Regions from separate parts of the Homo sapiens genome. Here region 1 is linked to region 2. Evidence: chromatin loops called from intact Hi-C (ENCODE). Cell type or tissue: mammary epithelial cell. All regions are shown on one strand. Links, peaks and the distances in the headings refer to the core of each region. The heading gives the core; the rest is flanking DNA. Region 1 overlaps SCPEP1 (serine carboxypeptidase 1). Region 2 overlaps C17orf67 (chromosome 17 open reading frame 67).

What was found. Hi-C counts contacts between places; a loop is a spot of excess contacts. Peaks named below come from ENCODE experiments on the same cell type or tissue, not always from the same donor. Only the 100,000 strongest peaks of a DNase experiment are listed, where the experiment ranks them.
Region 1: a loop joins it to region 2, with 9 times the contacts of the local background. A loop is called at or near these places in 8 of 110 quality-filtered maps.

What each region holds. Positions count from the first base shown.
Region 1 is chr17:57,005,676-57,017,177 of GRCh38, forward strand. SCPEP1 (serine carboxypeptidase 1) reads left to right here. Exons shown (of 13, transcript NM_021626.3): 13 at 498-1,093. The coding sequence ends at 560. Among named protein-coding and RNA genes, the nearest start is that of SCPEP1, 33 kb to the left of the region's middle. RefSeq lists enhancers at 4,306-4,935, 4,572-4,771, 11,266-11,502 and a silencer at 10,433-10,727. In mammary epithelial cell, for the core only: a CTCF peak has its summit at 4,513; no DNase peak of the experiment used is centred there.
Region 2 is chr17:56,815,165-56,826,144 of GRCh38, forward strand. It overlaps C17orf67 (chromosome 17 open reading frame 67), which reads right to left. Exons shown (of 8, transcript NM_001085430.4): 3 at 9,917-10,157; 4 at 9,575-9,689; 5 at 592-846. The coding sequence starts at 646. Among named protein-coding and RNA genes, the nearest start is that of C17orf67, 13 kb to the right of the region's middle. In mammary epithelial cell, for the core only: a CTCF peak has its summit at 4,664 (motif pointing right); a DNase peak (open chromatin) is centred at 4,667.

The DNA.
Region 1 (11,502 bases), core at 1,132-9,131, 190 kb after region 2:
AACAAAAGAAAGTTGAATAACTGCGAAAATCGGATGCCACCCAAAGGGCCCTGTTTGTTTTTATTATTTGCGGCTCTCTGCTGTGAGCTCCCTTCTCAGCCATTTCTCTATTCTCAATCCGGGATCCCTTCTAGACAGATGCCTTTAAAATGTTTAGAATCTTCCTTCTTCCTTGAACAGGCTAGGTCTAGTATCATTAGCATGACCCTTACCAAGAAATCAACAGATCAGCTCCAAATGGAGTAGAAGGTTCTTGTCTTAAATGCTGACTTCTCCAGGTCCCTGCCACCCAGCCCAGTCAGGGCCCAGAAGAGCTTTCATCCAGTGCAGGAGTCATTTTCAGGAAGGACCCTCTCTCAGGGATGTGCCCAGGTGTCTGCACAGGTTGCTGTCACAGAGCTGGCTCCCTTTTGGGAGCAAGGTTTCAGGATGTTGCCTCTGACCCCAGCCCCAGGAATAGCACCAGGAGCACTAACTCAGATGTTGTTTTTTTCTAGGTTCCTTCTGACCAAGGGGACATGGCTCTGAAGATGATGAGACTGGTGACTCAGCAAGAATAGGATGGATGGGGCTGGAGATGAGCTGGTTTGGCCTTGGGGCACAGAGCTGAGCTGAGGCCGCTGAAGCTGTAGGAAGCGCCATTCTTCCCTGTATCTAACTGGGGCTGTGATCAAGAAGGTTCTGACCAGCTTCTGCAGAGGATAAAATCATTGTCTCTGGAGGCAATTTGGAAATTATTTCTGCTTCTTAAAAAAACCTAAGATTTTTTAAAAAATTGATTTGTTTTGATCAAAATAAAGGATGATAATAGATATTATTTTTTCTTATGACAGAAGCAAATGATGTGATTTATAGAAAAACTGGGAAATACAGGTACCCAAAGAGTAAATCAACATCTGTATACCCCCTTCCCAGGGGTAAGCACTGTTACCAATTTAGCATATGTCCTTGCAGAATTTTTTTTTCTATATATACATATATATTTTTTACCAAAATGAATCATTACTCTATGTTGTTTTACTATTTGTTTGACATATCAGTATATCTGAAACACCTTTTCATGTCAATAAATGTTCTTCTCTAACATTTTTAATGGCTGTGGAGCATTCTACTTTATGGTTGTACTCTAGTTTATTTACAAAATTCCCAGTTGTTTCCGACAAGTATAATAATTTCTAGTTTGTTGCTATTATACATAGTGCTCTGTTGATTCACCCTGATAGTTAGATTTTTTTGTACCTCCTTATTTTCTTAGAATAAATTCATAAAAGTGTAATTATTTAGTCAGAGGATTGCCACATTTCCTTAAAATCAAAATAATTAGCTCAGGACTTTTAACTTTTTATTCATAGCTCAAGATCTACATAAGGAGGTTTGATGCCGTGGCTCACACCTATAAACCCAGCACTTTGGGAGGTCGAGGCAGGAGGAATGCTTGAGCCCAGGAGTTCAACAACAGCCTGGGCAACATAGGGAGACCCCATTTCTACAAAAAAAATAAAAACATTAGCCGAGCATGGTGGCACACACCTGTAGTCCCAGCTACTCAGGAGGCTGAGGCAGGAGGATCACTTGAGCCAGGGAGGTTGATGTTGCAGTGAGCCATGATCAAGCCACTCACTCCAGCCTGGGTGACAGAGACCCCATCTCAAAAAGAAAAAAAAATCTGCATAGGGGATCTAACAGCTTCTAGGACTGTCTGAAAGAAATATCACCTCTTGTAGTTGCAGGGCTGAGATTTTATTTATTTATTTATTGAGACTCTGTGACCCAGGCTAGAGTGCAGTGGCACAATCATGCCTCAAATGATCCTCCTGCCCCAGCCTCCCAAGTAGCTAGTACCACAGGCAAGCACCATCACATCCAGCTAATTTTTAAAATTTTTTCGTAGAGTTGGAGTCTCACTATGTGGCCCAGGCTGGTCTCGAACTCCCAGGCTCTAGCAATCCACCTGCCTTGGGCTCCCAAAGTGCTGGGATTACAGGCATGAGTCACCAAGCCTGGCCAAAGGCTGAGATTTAAAAAAACAGCCAGGCACGGTGGCTCCAGCCTGTAATCCCAGCACTTCGGGAGGCCAAGGCGGGCAGATCACGAGGTCAGGAGATCGAGACCATCCTGGCTAACACGGTGAAACCCCATCTCTACACACACACACACACAAAATTAGCCAGGCGTGGTGGCGGGCACCTGTAGTCCCAGCTAGTTGGGAGGCTGAGGCAGGAGAATGGCGTGAACCCGGGAGGCAGTGCTTGCAGTGAGCCGAGATCGCGCCACTGCACTCCAGCCTGGGCAACAGAGCAAGACTCTGTCCCAAAAATAAATAAATAAATTAATTAATTAAAAAAAATAACAAACCCAAAGCTTATTCCTGCAGACTGTGAGGAAACAGTTAACAGCAGGTTATGTCTACGTGACTAACCCCTTCAGACCCTGAGACTAAAAACAGGCTCCTGGGACAGAGACTACACATGTCCCTATGGTTCACTGTTGGCAAGAACTCCAGTGTGCCCATGGAAAGCAAGAACCTTAGAAGCCTGTGCTGGATACCCCTGGACATCACCCATGTGTATCGTTTTTACCTGCCGCTTTTGATATGCATCTTTTGTTACAAAAATGTTAGCTATTAGTATAACCTGCTACTGAGCCTTGTGAGTCTTGGTGAACCATCCAACAAAGCAGTGAATCATAAAGCAAGTTGAATTCCCAACCTCACAGAGTCTCTTCTGTTAAAAGTTAGTGCATTGATTGAGAAGAAATGTAATTCTGAACATTGAGATGAGTCACCTGCACAGATGAAGCTAGGGGACCTCAAACCTTTTTGGCCATTAGAAGCCGCCCTTCCATTGCTGTCCGGGCAGGTTAATCATGTCTTGTCCTAAGATCTTGTAGTAAATTCCTAGACTTGCCCAGGGCTCTTATTCCTGCTGTATAACATTCTCTCTCAACCCACACCCCTACCTTCCTAGGGAATCCCTGTGATCAGTTGACAAAGGAAGACAACTCTCAGGCTTGATTTACAGACGGGGCTCCACAGTATGCATGCATCACCTGAATGTGGACCGCTATGGCACCACGGCCACACTCCAGGACAGCCCTGAAAGATGGTGTGAAGAGAAATCCTCCCAGTGGACAGAACTTGGAACAGTGCACTCAGCTCTTCACTTTCCCTGGAAGGGGAAATGAACAGAAGAATAAGTGCACCAATTCATGATTTAGCTGGGTATTTAGGGACTTGGAAGAAACTTGATTAGAAGGCTGGGCACAGTGGTTCATGCCTATAATACCAGCACTTTGAGAGGCTGAGGTGGGAGAATCCCTTGAGTCCAGGAGTTCAAGACCAGCTTGAGCAAGATGATAACACCCTGTATCTACAGAAAATAAAAACATTAACTCAGCATGTTGGTGCACCTCTGTGGTTTCAGCTGTGTAGGAGGCTGAGGTAGGAGAATCACTTGAGCCTGGCAGGTTGGTTGAGGCTACAGCGAGCCATATTTGTACTCCAGCCTGAGTGACAGGGTGAGACCTTGTCTCAAAAAGAAAAAAAACTTGATTAGAAAATTGATGACAAGAAGCTCTGAGGAAGAGGTATGAGATTAGATCTCTGAATGGCCGAGTATGAAGATCATTGTTTTCCATCTGAATACTCAACTAGGGCAAGGGAAGATTTTAATAATCAGGTGGGTAGATGACCCATTCTGTGGCTATTAGCCTCCTTCAGCCATTCCTGTAGACTCATGAACAAAGTGGCCATGGCGGCGGGGATGGAGGCTATGCATGGGCTTGGCAACATGTGCTTCCACTTACTAAGGGTGACCTGGTCACAGCCACTGCTGAGTGCCCCATCTGCCAGCAGAAGAAACAACACTGAGCCCCTAATGTGGCATCACTGCTGAAGAGATCAGCCGGCTACCTGGTGTTAGGCTGATTACATTGGACCACTTTTATTATGAGGCAGGCAGCACTGTGTTTTCAATGGAATTAACCCTTGCTCTGGACATAGATGTGCCTTCCTTTCCCACAATGCTTCTGCCAAAACTAGCATCTGTGGACCTACGGAGTGTCTCATCCATGACTATGGTATTCACAGCAAATGAAAGGCAGCAGTGAATTTACACAAGTGGAATTGACTGCTCTCACCATGTTCCCCATCCTCTTGAAGCAACTGCCCTGACAGATGGTTGAATGACTGAAAATTCAGTTACAGGGCCAGCTAGGAGGGGATAGATTGCAGGGCTGGGGTGCTGCCCTCCAGTATGTGGTACATGCTCTAAATCAACCGCCTTGTTTCTCCCATACCCAGGATTCATGAGTCCAGTTATCAAGGGATAAAAATGAAAGCGACTCCTCTCACTGTTAACCCTAGTGATCCAGTGGTAGAATTTTTGCTTCCCATCCCTGCAACTTTAGGTTTTGCTGGTCTAGAGGTCTTAGTTACAACGGGAGAAATGTTTTCTCTAGGAGACACAGCAGATAATCCGTGGAACTGGAGCTTGAAGCCACCATCTGGCCTCTTTGGGCACTGCATCAACAGGCAAAGTGCTGTCTGCAGTGATTGATCTGACTATCAAGAGGAAATGGGGTTGCTCCTACACAATGGACGTAAGAAGGAAGAATGCAGGAGATCCTTTGGGGCACCCCCTAGTACTGCCATATCCTGTGATTAAGGTCAATGGAGAGCTACAACAACCCAATTAAGACCGCTAATGGCCCAGACCCTTCACAAAAGATTTAAGTCATTCCATCAGGCAAAAAGCCACGACCAACTGAAGTGCTTGCCGAGGGCAAAAGATACGCAGAATAAATCATAGATGAGGGCAGTCATAAGTACTATGACCTTGTGACCCACTGTAGAAACGAGGACTGTAATAATTATGAGTATTTCTTTCTTCTTTTGATGTGAATCTATTTTAATAAATATTAACAAAAAAACTTTTTTTTTTGAGACAGGGTTATGCTCTGTCAACCAGGCTGAAGTGCAGTGGCACAATCACAGCTCACTGCAGCCTTCACCCCCCACCTCCCTGGGCTCAAGTGATCCTCCCACCTCAGCGCCCCCAGTAGCTGGGACTGCAGGCATGCACCACCATACCCAGCTAATTTCTGTATTTTTTGTAGAGATGAAGTTTTACCATGTTGCCCAGGCTAGTCTGAAACTCCTGGGCTCAAGTGATCTGCCCGCCTCTGCCTCCCAAAATGCTCTGCCTCCCAAAATGCTGGGATTACAGGCATAAGCCACAGCTGCATCTGGTGAACCAAATATTTTTGTTTTTATCTCTCATTCCTTTATCGTCTCTGATGTGCTAATAGTATTTAACCTTTTTTGTTTTTCTTTTTTAAGACAGGGTCTTGCTCTGTCACCGAGGCTGCAGTGCAGTGGTGCAATCACGGCTCACTGCAGCCTCAATCTCCTGGGCTCAAACGATCCTCCCAGGTAGCTGTGACTGCAGGTGCATACCATTGTGCCTGGCTTTTTTTTTTTTTTTTTTTTTTTGAGACAGGGTGTTGCTATGTTACCCAGGCTGGTCTTCAACTCCTGGCTTAAAGCAATCCTCGCAGCTTGGCCTCCCAAAATGCTTGTACCTAACTTTACATATAAATATTTATATTACAAGATGTCAAGGAAGGAATGTGAAACAGCTAGTAAAAGAATGAGCATCATCCAAAGACAAAAAGTGGACTCTGATTCTCTTCTGGGGAAAAAGATGTGTATTTCTGGGTATAGGAAGGACAGTTGTGTCATGGTAAGCAGAGTATGACTTTGTTATTGACTTTATTTGGAGATTAAGTGTGGTTTAAGGCAATGTTATGGGTGCCAAGTTGACAAGGGGTGGACTGTAGTGTTTTTGTAATGTTTCAACTTGCCTAGGCTAACTTTTTCAGAATTACCTTTCTTGTATGTTTCTGATTAGGGTGGCCCACAAGAGAAATTCTTCGGAAAATGTGGAGGGTGAAGTGAAGCAGCAACAGTTTTTCATTCATGCATGTTATCGTTTTTCTGCTGGCTCAGCTCAGCTGAGCTCAGCTGCTCCCCCTTCCCCCGGATCCTCCTAGAGCATGTCTGCTTCCCGGGCCAGGTGAGTGTGCTTAGCACTAAGAGGGACCCAAGAACTGACATGCGTTTCAGTCCCATGGACTCCATCTCTTGCTTGTGGGATTCACATTGTTCTTGTCCTTCTCCACTTTACATTCCTTGTTCCTTCCTGACTGCTTGCCCTGTGTACTTCAATCTCCAGCATCAGATTTGGAGACAAAAGCCTTATGAAGACTTCTTAACCAGCTCCACACTGCATAAGTCAAATCCCTGTTACACCTTCCCCCATACGCACGGCTGTGCACATGCAAACACGCACACACCGTTCTGCTTCTGAAATTGAATCCTTTTTTATTTTTGAGATAGAGTCACTCAGGCTTTAGGGCAGTGGTGCGATCACAGCCGCCTCGAACTTCTGGGCTCAAGCCATCCTCCTGCCTCGGCCTCCCAAGTAGCTGGGACTATCGGTGCGTGCTACCACTCCCAGCTAATTCTTTTATTTATTTATATATTTATATATTTATTTATTTACTTATTTTGAGACAGAGTCTCGCTCTGTCACCAGGCTGGAGTGCAGTGGCATGATCTCGGTTCACTGCTACCTCTGCCTCCTGGATTCAAGTGATTCTCCTGCCTCAGCCCCCCGAGTAGCTGGGATTACAGACGCGTGCTATGATGCCCAGCTAATTTTTGTATTTTTAGTACAGATGAGTTTTCGCCATGTTGGCCAGGCTGGTCTCCAACTCCTGGCCTTGTGTGACCCGCCCGTCTTAGCCTCCCAAAGTGTTGGGATTATAGGCATGAGCCACTGCACCCGGCCACCAGCTAATTCTTTTTTAAGTTTTATTTTTGTAGAGACAGGGTCTGGCTATGTTGGCCTGGCTAGTCTCAAACTCCTGCCCTCAAGCAATCCTTCCACCTCAGCCTCCCAAAGTACTGGGATTACAGGCAGGGACCACTGTGCTCAGCTGCTGATTGAATCCTGATTGATACAAAACTTTATTATTTTAATGGCTTCAAAATTCTCCACAATTGGAATCTGCATATCTGATGTCTTTCCGTTGCCTATACTTGTGAGCAACAATTGATCAGATACTCTCAAATCACATCGTTCTTAGTGTTGCCACCTAATGTTGCTGAGAAATTTGAAACCAATTCACTTCTTTTTCATCTTTGTAAATAATGAGTTTATTTTATTTTATTTTTTATTATTTATTTATTTATTTATTTTGAGACAGGGTCTCACTCTGGTTGCCCAGGCTGGAGTGCAGTGGCGTGATATTGGCTCACTGCCTCCCCCATCTCCTGGGCTCAGGTGATTCTCCCACCTCAGCCTCTAAAGCAGCTGAGACTGCAGAGGCCTGCTGCCAAGCCCGGCAACTTTTGTTTGTATTTTTAGTAGAGACTAGGTTTTACCATGTTACCCCAGGCTGATCTCGAACTCCTGGACTCAAGCTATTCGCCCTCCTTGGGCTCCCAAAGTGCGGGGATTACAGATGTGAGCCACCACACCTAGCCAACCAGTTTAATAAATGGTTGCTGTAAATTTTTTTTTTTTTTTTTTTGAGACGGAGTCTCGCTCTGTCGCCCAGGCTGGAGTGCAGTGGCGGGATCTCGGCTCACTGCAAGCTCCGCCTCCCGGATTCACGCCATTCTCCTGCCTCAGCCTCCCAAGTAGCTGGGACTACAGGCGCCCGCCACTACGCCCGGCTAATTTTTTGTATTTTTAGTAGAGACGGGGTTTCACCGTTTTAGCCGGGATGGTCTTGATCTCCTGACCTCGTGATCCGCCCGCCTCGGCCTCCCAAAGTGCTGGGATTACAGGCGTGAGCCACCGCGCCCGGCCAAATATTTTTGTTAAATTATGTAAACCGGGAACGTCTGATGGTTACATTGATGTTTAGCTTTTAATGAATTTTGCCTGATGTGTCGTGAGCTTTTAGATCCCCAGGCTCTGATCTTCAGTTCAGCAATGCTTTCCAGTATTTATTTGAATATTGTTTTAAGATATTTTCCCACTTTGTTGTCCTTTAGCTTTCATTCTAGATACTTTTTCTCCAGACTCCCGTCAACATCATTACTTCATTTTCGGTAATGTCACTCTAGACTTTGAGTTTCTTTTTTTTCCTTTTCCTTTTTTTTTTTTTTTGAGACGGAATCTCCGTCTGTCACCAAGGCTGGAGTGCAGTGGCATGATTCCAGCTCACTGCAACCTCCGCCTCCTGGGTTCAAGCAATTCTCTTGCCTCAGCCTCCTGAGTAGCTGGGACTACAGGCGCCCACCACCACGCCCGGCTGATTTTTGTATTTTTAGTAAAGATGGGGTTTCACCATGTTGGCCAGGATGGTCTTGATCTCTTGACCTCGTGATCTGCCTGCCTCGGCCTCCCAGAGTGCTGGGATTACAGGCATGAGTCACTGCGCCCGGCTAGACTTTGAGTTTCTAAAGGATTCTTAACTTCTATAATTATCTTTCTCCTTAATTTATTTTCCCTAGTTATGCCAGCTGCTGTTTCACCTTATCTTTTCATCTCATTTTACATTTCTTATTTCACAGGCTCCCGGTTTGCTTTAATTTCCTTGAGAGCGAGAAAAGTATTTGTAGTTTCCCAGTGCAAAGCTTCCAAGGGATGTTCCTCATTTATCTTTTGTGCTTTGTGTTAATTTCCTCCATTTTAGTTGCAGGTGTTTTTTCCCTATGTTTATGTGTTTGCTTTTTTATGTGTCTGTATCTTTGAATGAGGGCAGTTATATAATCATCTAATTGATTATCTGGTTATTTTTCAGATTGTCCACTTAATTCTTATTCAGGAAGCCTAGATGTGGCGGAGCTATATGGTCCTCACAGTTCTTCAGTTGCCTAAGGGCGGTGAATGCCCAGCTCTTGGATAATAATTATTGGGAACTTATTTCCTGTGTCCCTTAGGACTTAGGGAGTGTTTCCTTCCTAATGACATGAGTGCTCAGAATTTGTTGTGTTCCCAGCTTCAGGATGAACCCAAAACTTTGGTAAGATGCAAAGTCCATGATAAATCCAGGGACTCCTTATTTGATGAATATATTAGTTATCTATTACTGTATAAAAAATTACGCAGAAGGCCAGGCATGCTGGCTCATGCCTGTAATTCTAGCACTTTGGGAAGCCAAGGTGGAAGGGTTGCTTGAAGCCAGGAGTTCAAAACAAGCCTGGTTAATATAGCGAGGCCCTGTCCCTATTAATTTTTAAAAAATTAAAATAAATAAAATACCCAGAAACTTGGTGGCTTAAAACAACATTTATTATCTGACGGTTTCTGTATGTGAGGAGTCCACCTGTGGCTTAGCTGGGTCCTCTACTTTAGGACCTCTACAAGACTGCAATCAAGGGTTGGCCAGGGCAGCAGTCATCTCAAGGCCCAACTAGGGTAGAATGTGGTTCCAAGTTCAGCCATGAGGTTATTGGCACGATTCGCTTCCTCATAGGCTGTTGGGCTGAAGGACTCCCTTAATTACTTGTCATGTGGACCCTTCCATGGGCAGCTCACAATATGGCAGCTGGCTTCATCAGATAGACACAGAGAAAGAAAGAGTGAGAGAGCCAGAGAGAGAGAGCATGGGCAAATGTGCAAGACAAAGGTCACGATCTTTTTTTTTTTTTTTGAGACGGAGTCTTGCTCTGTCCCCTAGGCTGGAGTGCAGTGGTGCGATCTCGGCTCACTGCAAGCTCCACCTCCTGGGTTCACGCCATTCTCCTGCCTTAGCCTCCCCAGTAGCTGGGACTACAGGCACCCGCCACCACACCTGGCTAATTTTTTGTATTTTTAGTAGAGACGGGGTTTCACCATGTTAGCCAGGATGGTCTCAATCTCCTGACCTCGTGATCTGCCCGCCTCGGCTTCCCAAAGTGTTGGGATTACAGGCATGAGCCACCGTGCCTGGCCTAGGTCATGATCTTTTATAATGAAATCTCAGAAGTGACATCTTATTACTTTTGCCTCTTCTTTAGAAGCAAGTCTTTAGGGAGGACTTAGAAACAAGAAAAGGGGAAGAAATCTTTTCTCTCCCAGCTCCTCAACCCTCAACACTGAATGTTCCATGTGCCTGGCTTTCTGGAAACCTCCTGCCCCTTCTACCTAGCTGCTTTCTGATTTCTCTTCAGCTCTCAGAATAAATATGAATCTCTCAAGAAGCCCTCTCTGATCCCCCAAGCTAAGGTAGAACCCTGTTTTGCTCACTCTCTAAGCACTCTACCTGTACTTTGTAATCCTCAGTCTTCTTAAGACAGAGTAGAAACAGGGCTCGGTTTCAGCTCACCTGCTCTAGAGCATTCTTTCATGCATCCCCACTGATCCCAAAACCCACACCACTACCTCACTCCTCTTTTACTTAAAGAATTCCAGCATGGTTCTTAGGAGATAATGAAGGTTGTGGAGTGTCCCACCTAGGGAAGGGATGCTGCACAATTGATTTGCAGCCTTGTTGCTGCAGGCCAGACCACCAAGTGGCCCATTACTCAAGATAGCCATCGCAACTAGATATGCTGCCTTGCATACCCCACCCCTCACCGGCTTTGCTCAGCCCAGCCTACATAACCTACCCTGCTGTCAATGCCCATGCTTTGCATAATAAAAAAAGCCCTACTGGCTCTCTATGCCTCGCTTACCTCAGGACATAAGCTCCAAGGAGGCCTTGTCTGGGAAAACTTTTTCAGGCTCAGGTCAATTTCTATTGCTTTGAGAGCCCAAGAACCCATGGTTGGTAACACGTTCTTTGAGGGCTCATCTGGGATCAGGCTACATGGGGAGATTTTTCTTCTGCTAGTGGGGAGACTTGAGGGCTGATGGGACTGCTGGACAATATCCCTTAGTGGCTGACAGCAGCTGCCTGAACTTTTGACTCAGTGTCACCACAATGGATCAGTCTCCAGCCCCTTGGAACACCTCGCCCAAACCTCAAGGCAACACTTTTCTCCCTTCCTTTTCTCTGTCTTTCCTATCCCTTTTCTATTTTTTTCTGTCATTTGGGGTGCTTCGCCCCTCCTCTTCTAATCCCTTCTGGTTTGGGTTGCCTTATTAGACATCCATGAGGGATGGGTTGACATGATTTTCCTGATTTACTGGTCTGGGTCACTTGAATAAACATCCACACAGGATGAATTAAAAGGGTTGACCATCCAGTTCTGGTTAACCCAGCAGGCAGTGGGATGAGTCACACCCATCCCCTGGCCTAAATTGATTTGAGTTTAAGTCCCAAGAATCTCTCTCTCTCTCTCTTTGGGAGTCTGTCCAAATGTGTAGTCCTGCTGGTTTGGGGAGACTGCCCGAGACAGGGTGCCAGAAACGCCCAGCTAGCTTTCAGGAAGGCACCAGGGAGGCCTGGGTGTGACGGTCAGTATTGGTTTTCTAAACACTGAGGAAAGTTCAGAACACAAACCGTTAATGTCAAGCCTCTGAGCCCAAGCTAAGCCATCATATCCCCTATGACCTGCACGTA
Region 2 (10,980 bases), core at 8-8,007:
TCAGAGCAAAAGCTGCACAACCTAAACATATTTACTGATTGCAATGGTCCATCTCTTTGAAAGTGGGTATTAATTTAATGAATCTTCAGTTCACTGGTCTGTGTGTCTTAGGTTTGCTTTCATGGAAGTTTTTTTTAATCCTCACTACACTAAATCAAGTTTAAAGTCATTACTGGAAGATGCCCAGTGATAATAAGATTATGTTAAACTTGATCATCACAACCCCTCAAAGAAGATAGTATAAAAGTGCTTTGATAATTACTTGCAAATTCTAAAAGATATTATCATCATAAAAATATATCAAATTTTGGTGATCTCATATAAACTCTAAAATAAGCTATTAGAAGCTGAAGATTTATCAGCATTTTTGAGAATTAGTGCTCAAATACATTTAAAGATTTTTAAAAAATATATAACATCTTTAATGATAAAAATTCTGGAAGCCTACTCTTATGGAAAAATAAGAAAAGAAAGAGCATTGAAATATCTATATACACTATATATTATTTAAAATTAAAAAATTAAATATCAAATAGACTATTATTTATCATGTCAGCATAGAAATAGGCTGTTTTTGGAGTCAGTGCCCACCTGAGAAGACAGTCAGTAAGGTAAGAGACAGCACGAGCACAGGCAATGTCTTCATCCTGCCTTGGTTCCTCTGCCTCTTGCTGAGTGAATCCTCCCAGACTGAGTCAGCCAACTTGAAGGAAGCCATGCCAGGCCCTGCGCTTGTTTATGCTTTGACTAACGGGACTTACGGTATGATGCTGAATGTATCTGACTCTGAGCGTTTTAGTAATGACCACTGAAATATTTTCCTCCGAATTCCTGTAAATTTTCATCCTGAGGAAGGAAATTGTTCCTCTGTAATATGACTTTCAGAGCTTGAATCTGAAAAAGCAACATGTGATATTCACTTCATTTAAACAGACAGATAAGCACCAGACAGATGTTTGTGAGTGTTTCTCTGGAGCTTCCATTTATGCTCCTGTTTCATTGAGAATTCATGATCTATTACACATTTGTATCTTTTAGGACATTTTTCTAAAGCCCATTCACCAGTCTAATTTGATCTTCCCAATAATCTCAGAGGTAGGCAGGGAAATTAGCAAGGGGCATGATGAGTGGGGAAAAACAATTTTCAGCTGACTTTAGAGACAGAAAAACAGAGTTCAAATCCTAGCTTCAATTTTTTCTAGCAATGTAGCCTTAGGTAAGTGACTTACCCTTTCTGAACTTCAGTTTCCTCCCCTGTCAAAAGGAGATAAGAGCACCTACCTTGTGGGGTGCAATAAAGGATGAGGGGAAAGCTATGACCTTCATGGCAGCTAGTACTATTCATCGTCCACTTCCATCTTACAGTAAGAAAAGTGAGATTCAAAGATGTGAAATCAAGTTCAAGTTCACACATTATGGATGCCAAGGTAGAGCCTACGTCTTCTGTCTTCAAACCTAGATCATGTGCTCTTCCCAGTAAGCCCCATAACCTCAGGGACAACTCCTCATCTTTTACAGGGCCTCACGCAACATGCTGTCATAAGACTGGAACCAGCCATGCTCCAGATTCAAGGGTATTTTTATAAGGACAACAAAAGTTTAAGAAGCTGAAGTCATTTCAAATTCAAATCATCTATAAATATCACATGAAGAAAGTTTCTTGTTTTGTTTTGGTTTGGTTTGGCTTGGTTTGGTTTGGTTTGGTTTTGAGATGGGGGTCTCACTCTGGGTCTCACTTCAGGCTGGTGTGCAGAGGCTCACTGCAGCCTCTAACTCCCAGACTCAAGCGATCCTTCCACCTCAGCCTCCCGAGTAGCTGGGACTACAGGCACGCACCACAACACTCAATTAACTTTTTTATTTTTTTATTTTGTAGAGACAGGGTCTCACTATTTTGACCAGGTTGGTTTCAAACTCCTGGGCTCAAGTGATCCTCCTGCCTCAGCCTCCCAAAGTGCTGGGATTACAGGCATGAGACACTGCTCTCAGCCTAAGAAATTCAATACATGATTAAAATATGTCTGGAAAGCATGTGACATTTATTTGGATAAAATTCTGTATTCAGAGAGATGATCTGATGTTTCTGTGGTCACTTTGCCAGCTCAAAAGAAAACAATACCCTATGTGTATTTCTCCAAATTTATGCTAATGTGTAACTGATATTAAACCTGAATGTGCTGCCCACACAGTCAACATAAAGATATTTTGAGCAGATTGTAAACAAGAAAAAAAAGATCATGCAATGTTAGCAAAGTTGTCTCACATGTTCATTTGCTCAAATATATATATATATAAGTAAATTTTTTTTTTGAGACAGGGTCTCATTCTGTTGCCCAGGCAGAAGTGCAGTGGTGCAATCACAGCCCACTACAGCCTCAACCTCCTGAGCTCATGATCTCCCATCTCAGCCTCCTGAGTATCTGGGACTACAAGTGTGCATCTCCATGCCCAGCTGATTTTTTTTCTTCCTTGCAGAGATAGGGGCTCACTATGTTAGCCAGGCTGGTCTCAAACTCGCAGGCTCAAGTGATCCTCCTGCTTCAGCCTCCCAAAGTGCTGGAATTACAGGCAAGAAAGAATTACTGCACCTGGCCCATTTGCTCAAAATTCAATATTTGATTTCATGCACTCTGCTGCTATTAACATCCTTCTGTTTTCACATAATTTTCAATAACTAAGGAATTTTAGAGCATTTTTTTTTTTGAAACATGGTCTCCCTCTGTCACCTAGGCTGGAGTGCACGAACTTGGCTCAGTACAGCCTCAACCTCCCAGGCTTAAGTGATCTTCCTACCTCAGCCTCACTAGTAGCTGGGACTACACGCATGTGCCACCATGCCCAGCTAATTTTTGTATATTTTTGTAGAAATGGGTTTTGCCATATTGCCCAGGCTGGTCTCAAACTCTTGAGCTCAAGCAATTCTCCTACCTTGGCCTCCAAAAATGCTTGAATTACAGATGTGAGCCAACACGTGCAGCTAGTAGCATTATTTAAAAAAAAAAAAAAGAAAAAAGAAAAATTGTCACGTTAAACAGCTTGAGTTTTGTATGTGTATATTCAAATTTTTCACTCCTTTTACTCTTTGTGGTTGGATAGAACACTATTTTGTTTTATCATATCAAATAAATATCTTCTGTGGGCCAGAAACAAAATCTATACTTAGCTATAAATTTCTAATGTGTCCAATGTAAATTTACAATAGAAGTATTTTTTGGCCAGACATAGTAGCTCACACCTATAATCTTAACACTTTGGGATTCCAAGGTCAGAGGATCACTTGAGCCCGGGAGTTCAAGCCTGCAGTGAGCAATGATTATGCCACTACACTCAAGTCTGGACAACAGAACAAGACCCTGTCTCCAAAAAAAAATATTTTTTTAAATTTTGCAACTTTTGTCTATATCAGCACTGTCCGATAAAAACATAAAGCCACAGATGCAAACAACATATGTAATTTAAATTTTTTCAGTAGCCACTTTTTTTAAGTAAAAAGGTTAAATATTTTAATATTATATTTTAACATGATGAAATATCCAAAATATTATTATTTTAACACATAATCAATATAAACAAGTTGTCAATGAGAGATTTTATGCCTTTTTTTGTACTAAACCTTCAAGATCTGGTGTAGATTTTACACTTATACATTTCAAGTGCTCGGTAGCCACATGTGGCTAGTGCTACCATATTAGACAACATGGATCTAGATCCTTCCGTCTCTAATGCCACCACCCAAGTCTAGGCCATTGTTTCCCTCACCCAGCTTCTGGCACCAGGCTCCCAAATGGGATTCTAGTTTCCCTCCCTGTTCACTTCAATCTGTTCTCCAGGTAGCAGCAAGGATGAAATAGAAAGTATCAGTTAGACCTCATCACTTCCATGCATAAGATCTTTCCTCATCTTCCCATGAGAGTCAGAATAAAATTAAAATCCCTACCAAGCACAACAGGACCCTGTGTTTTTTGTGCCTACTGCCCTTTCCAACCTTACTCCAACCACTCCCCTCCTGCTCACTGCCATCTGGCCACACTCACTCACTTTCAGCTTAACAAGCCCACTCCCGCCTCAGGACCTTTGCATGTGCTTTTTCTCCCTCTTTTAATGACTGGATCTATCTCATCCTTCAGGTTTCAATTTGAAATTTCTCCTACTCAGGAAAGCCTGCCCTTACCAGCCTTCTTAATAAAAAGTTCCCTGCCCCCACCACCACCACTCTCCATCTCACAGCACTCACCATAATTTATACGTATTGCATTTATTTACTTTTTAAAAATCTGTCTCCTTCACTGGTAAGCTTTAAGCAAGCTTGTATTATTTTTATAATTTTTTAAAGCATAAGGCAACCTCTGGTGGACTGAGGTGGTGAGACTGGAGAGAGTCGGAGCCTGTATCACACCCTGGGAGGCTGCTGCAAGTCTCGGGTGGGGAGGGCCGTTCAGGTGTGATACTGGCAGGGCCATCAAATGCCCTTCAGCTTGGCCTCTGGATGTTGTCCTAAAAGAAGCGAGAGGGGGAGGAATATAGAAAGACCGAAAGAGCAAAGTGTCTTATTGTGAGTGTCACTCAGGCGGTGAGAATTCTCTTCTAAACCCCATCCCGGTTCTCAGGAAAAGCCCCAGCGGGGTAACGAGGTGAGTCGGCAAGGCTCCCAGTAGAAGACGCAATTCCCAATAAATCCACAAGGTGGCAGAGCAGAAGGTGGAACCAGGGACAACTAAGATCAGGGGAAAGAGCTCAAGGCCACTAAGGTTAATTATTCAAGAAGTTGCCAGCGATTCCAGAGAATCTACTGGAGGTGGAGAGAGAGGGTGCTGCTGCACCTAAAACTATTTCCGTACTTTTATTTTAATTGATGTACTATTGAAGGCATTCATCAGATGTTGTGGCCTAGGAAAGCGGTACAGTAAGTCCTCATAACATTATTGCTGATAAATTCTTGGAAACTGAGACTTTAAGCCAAATGGTCCAGAATGAACCAATTTTACCATAAGCTAATTGATATACACAAGAGGTGAGTTCCTATGGCATATTTCTGGTCACAAAACATCACCAAACTTCTAAATAAGGACCCAAAACATTTCTAATATCAAACGTTGAAGGCTATACATGTATTTAAGAAAGATTAATAAAAACAAGTAAGATAGTTATTAATATTTACCCACTTATTCTAGTTCAGGGCCGTGGTGGCTGGAGCGTGTCCCAGCAGCTCAGGGCACCAGGCAGAAACCAGCCCTGGAGAAGACACCATTCCATCGCAGGGCACACTCTCACACACCCACCCACACACACTCACGCGGGGACAATTCAGACACACCAATGAACATAACGTGCACAGCTTTAGGATGTGGGAAGAAACCGAAGTACCCAGAGAAAACCCACGCAGACATGGAAAGAACATGCAAACTCCACACAGACAGTGGCCCGGGGCTGGAATCAATTTTTTTTCTCATCAACATTGTAATGAAACAACGTTGAAGGAAACAATGTTATTTGAGGACCTGTTGTGTTAACTATTTGATAACATTTAAAAGCCTATAAAGGAATAATGCTACCACCCATATTCACAACACCCAAACACAACTTTTTGTTTGGGTGAGTTTCCCTTTTTTTTTTTTTTTTTTTTTTGGAAGGAACTGTCCCATTACACAGATATTTAAGTGTCATTGACAAATGACAAACCCAACATTCTAGAGTTCTAAATGTCATCACACTGAACTATAGAAACTTTAGAGACAAGAGAACTTCGTTTTGTTTTTGTTTTTTGAGAGAGGGTCTTGCTCTGTCGCCCAGGCTGGAGTGCAGTGGCACAAGCATAGCTCACTGCAGCCTCACCCTCCTGGGTTCCAATGATCCTCCTGCCTCAGCTTCTCAAATAGCTGGAACCACAGGCGTGCACTACCATGCCCAGCTAATTATTTTTATTTATTTATTTATTTATTTTAGAAACAGGGTCTTGCTATGTTGTCCAGGCTGCTCTTAAACTCCTGGGCTCAAGTAATCCTACCCCCTTGGCCTCCCAAAGGAACATTTTTTTAAGTATAGAAAAATGCCAAATCTGTCCCCATCAAGAGAATTATAATGTGTCGACATTTTTTAGGCCCAGGGTAAATTAAATAAATTCTAACAGTCCTCTCCATATTTGCTTTCATCTTTTTTACTGTCTACCTCACATGTACATTGTAAAGAATTATATATACATTGTAAAAATATGGAATTTATAGTATAGTTGGTAGACTAGACTACAGTATTTTTTAAAATAATGATAGTAACTTTAAAGCAATGATAGTAACTCCATAAGCTGTGTGTGGTGCTTATGGGTCTAGATCCTTCCATCTCTATTGTCACCACCCACATCTAGGCCACTGTTATCTCTCACCCAGCACCAGGCTCCCAGCTGGCATCTCAGCTTCCCTCCCTGTTCCTTCAATCTATTCTCTATGCAGCAGCAATGATGATCTTCATGAAATAGACATAGGAAATATGTTAGACCTCGTCACTTTGCTTCCCTGTAAACATTTATTTACAGGCATACTGTGCAGACATATGTTAGGTCTGGGCAGGTGTGGTAGGTTGAATTATTAGCATCAATTCTTCACTACCACCCCAAATTTATGCTCTCTGCCACATGACTTTGCAGCCCCATGTCTTGACTTTGGACTCAACCAGATGACTTGTTTTGGGCAGTGGGATGGTGGCAGACATGACACTAACAAGGGTGTGAAATGGTTTGTGCAGTTAAGTGTGCCCTCTGACATGTCTGTCATTGCTACAAAAAGACCTTCCCCCCGTTGGCTACTGCCCCTTCAAGCTGAGTCTCAGAATTAGCTTACATGCAAAGTAGCTAAGAAAGGAGCCAAGTTTATGCAGATCTGTAGCTTAAAAGAGACCCACTCAACCCAGCCCGGTCTATTTCAGCTGACTTCCAGCTACCACAGCCTGAAGCAGAGCCACATCACCTGCAGATCCCTCAGAATAAATGACAGTTATTTTAAGCCACTAAGACTAGGAGTGGTTTGTTTCATAGCATTACTCTGACAATAGCTAACTGATACAGAGGATTCTAATGGGATGGTTAGTGTGTCCAAATCTGGGTGCTATTGCATCTAAGTTAATAATAGGCTCCTGCCAGAACATTCATTCAAAAGTGACTGAGTTTCTACTGTGTAGGCAGTGTGGTATAATGGTTATGACTGTGGGCAGCAGAGTCATCAACAGACCTGGCCTTGAATGCTGATTCTCAAACTTATTGCCTGTGTTACGTTGGAGCTGAGTGACATTGGGGAAATTTCTTAACTTTCCAAATCACTGTTTTCTCACTTATAAAAAAAAAGAATTATAATAAAATTCACCTCATAAGGTTAATATTTAAAAGAGGTATGTGTAAAGTTCGTGACACATAATAAAAGTCTACTACTTGGAGATCATTGTTATTATTTCTCCTCCTTCTCTATGCCAAATCTCTTTGCATATGCACTCTATTTTGTAAAAATGTTTTGAATGACTAAAGATAGATTAATCACACGTATTAAGACACACAACTTTATTGTTGAAATATATATATTAGAAAAGAAAATATGGTTCATTTCTAATGTGAGTTGACTTGCCCCGTGTCAACACCGCAGGCCCTGGCTTCCCTTTACATATCCTCAGCACTTCTACAGGCATACACCCCTTCCTGTCTGCAGCAGCAATACAATGGTAAGATGTTTTGGCCTTGGACAGGGGCCTTTCCGGCCTGCTGCACGCCTCCACAAGTGGACTCTAATTTCTACTCTGGGTCCAGGATGTTGGCCTCAACTATGTCTGCCCAGCAGGTGAGGACAGCCAAGGTCAGCATCATGTTCCTGATGGCCAGTGTCAGGCTTCTCTCCAACTTAAACAGGGACAAAGGAGCATTGGCACAGGCAGAATCACGTAAGATGGGTATGAATAAACATACTAGGGGAGTGAACCATGCACAAAATAATTTATGAAACCACTTCTAAGGCTACTGTCATACGACATTACATTCAGGAAAAGTGCTAGGCCTCTAATTGGAAGAGAAAAGCTCTAGTTCTGGGGAAAAATACTGAACTGTGTCACTTTTCTTGGTGGGATCTCTGTTGGGATGATTAAGCTTCGGAGAGGTTAGGAGACTCTCTAGCACTGCTTCTCAGGCCATTAGGTGCATTAGAATCACCTGAGGTTCAACAGACATCTAGAACGCCTCTGACATGAAAAGTAAAGACAAAAAAGATAAAAGAAAAAGCAACTTGGGGAAATCAGACACCATGCAATTGGAGAAAATAAATAAATAACATTAATATCCTCTAAGAGACCAAAGTTTTGCTTGTGTGGAACATGAACAAGATGCTGTAAAAAAGGAATGTTCAGAAAACAAATTAACCAAAATACTTCTTAGAAATGAAAAACCATAATAGCAGAAATTTAAAACTCAGTTGAGTCAAGAAAAAAGCTAAGGAAATCTTTTAGAAAAATAGAGCAAAAATGAGGAGGAAAGTTTTAAAAAAACAAGAGAGAAAAACATATTTTTAAAAGACAGGACATTTACCTAAATGAGTTGAAAACTCATGTCCACACAAAAACCTGCACACAGATGTTTATAACAGTTTTATTCATAGCTGGCAAAACTTGGAAGCAACCAAGATGTTCTTCTGGAGGTGAATGGATAAATAAACTGTGGCACATCCAGACAATGGAATATTATTCAGCACTAAAAAAAAATGAGCTATCAGGCCATGAAAAGATATGGAGAAAACTTAAATGCATATTACTCAATGAAAGAAGTCAGTCTAAGGACAGGCTGCCTGTTGAGCCTGATACAAAAGCTTATTTGTACTTTATCTTAATGACTGCTATGATTGGAGTGCCCCTGCCAAAACTCATGTTGAAATTTTATTGCCACTGATGGTGTTGGGAGGTGGGGCCTTTAAGAGTTGATTAAGTCACGGGAGCACCACCCTCCTGAATGGATAAGACTGTTATTTGGGGAGTGAGTTTGTTCTCTTGGGAGTAAATTAGTTCTTATAGGAGTGAGTTAGTTCTCCTGAAAGCGGGTTGTTATAAAATTGAGCCTGGATCACTCTTGTGGTCTCTTTTGCACACACTGGCTTGCCCTTCAGCTTTTTGTTCATGTTATGACACAGAGCAAAAGCCCTCACCAGAGGCTGCCACCATGCCCTTAGACTTCCCAGCCTCCAGAGCTATGAGCCAGATGAACCATTTTTCTTTCTAAATTTCCAAGTCTCAGGTATTCTGCTATAGCAACAGAAAACAGATTAAGACAAGAACCAGGAGCTGATGGGCTCCCCATTCTCCCATGTCCCCATTCCCACACCCCATTGCATGGATTAGCTAAAGATACTCATGTCTCCCTGAGCTGAGCTGCAAAGATTAAAAGCAGCCTCCTTCCTCTTCAGCCATATTTTTGCCAGCTGTTCAAACCACAGCCCTGCTCAGATGCCCTCACTGTGATTAACAATCTTCCCAAGACCTTGCCCACTGACTTCCCCAGGTGGAATCTTCTCAAAGAAACTGAATCCAGACTCTGTCCCAAAGACATTGCTCAACTTACCTCCTGCTGGGAACCTTCACATATCAATGATTTACTGCTATTTCCCAAAAGGGCCAGCTTTGGGCTTTTCAGTCTTTCAAACAAAACTGTATCATTCAGGGATACCCTTAGGCATCTATAAAGAAAAGCAAAGAAATGAAGGCCACAAAAGTTACGATAGTAGTTCCTTCTGATGGGGGAGAAGGTGTATCAAACAAGTGAGCACACAAGAGCTCTCAAATCTTCAATATGTTAACCAGGTTTTTACTATTATTTTTAAAACCGTATATGTGTTTTATAAACTCTTCTGCATGTGTGACACATTTCAAAATATAAACAAAAAAAGTTTGAATAAAGAATTACCTAGGGAACTTGTTAAGAAGTTAGATTCCTAGCTCCACTTCATATTCTGACTTCAGAGACCTGGTCAGGACCACAGAATCTATATTTTAAAATGATGCTGATGCAGGTGATTCAAAATCCACACTCTGCGGTACCCTAAATGGTTGAAGAGCATCACAAACTTTGGCATCAGATAAACCTAAGTTCAAAGCCCCAACTCAGTTGACTCCTGACTGTGTGATATCAAGCAGGTTTTCTTCATCTGTAAAATAAGGATGATAAACTTAACACAGTGCCTAGGACCTACTAACTCATCAACACATGTTGGCCACAAATATTATTATTACTTTTAGTGAATTAAGAGTGTATCTCCTCAGGTGTGGCAATTTCTATTAATCTGTCCCTACACAGGTAAATTTTCCAGATAAAAATTTACTTAGCAAAGAGAGACTACTATTCTTAAAAGCTTTCCCATAAGCCTTAAACTTTTCAAATTCTTTAACTAAATCTGAGAATCTAAGGAAATAACCCTAAACAAAGGAATTATTTATAATAGCAAAATATTAGAAATAGCTACAACAAAAGTAAGGTTATACACACTGTAAGCTATATTCATAGAATGGAGTATAATGTAGCCATTAAATAGGACTTTTTAATAACATATAAAAGTTATTTTGTAATGCTAAATAAGAGCCAGATAGACACTATTATCTACCACATCATCAAAAGTATGCATTAAAAAAAAGTAAATCAGTTTCCATAGAAAATAATGGAATAGACCAAAATGTTCAAACACAGGGTGTCTTTGGAGTGAGAGATGGTGATTCTTTTCTTCCTTTTTACTTTTTCAAATACTCTATAATGGGGATTGGGGGAAACCTGTGAGTGTGTGTGTGTGTGTGCACGCGTGTGTGTGACGGAGTCTCGCTCTGTCACCCAGGCTGGAGTGCAGTGGCACAATCTCGGCTCACTGCAACCTCCACCTCCTGAACTCATGTGATTCTCCTGCCTCAGGCTCCCGAGTAGCTGGGATTACAGGCACGCACCACCACACCCAGCTAATTTTTTATTTTTAGTAGAGATGG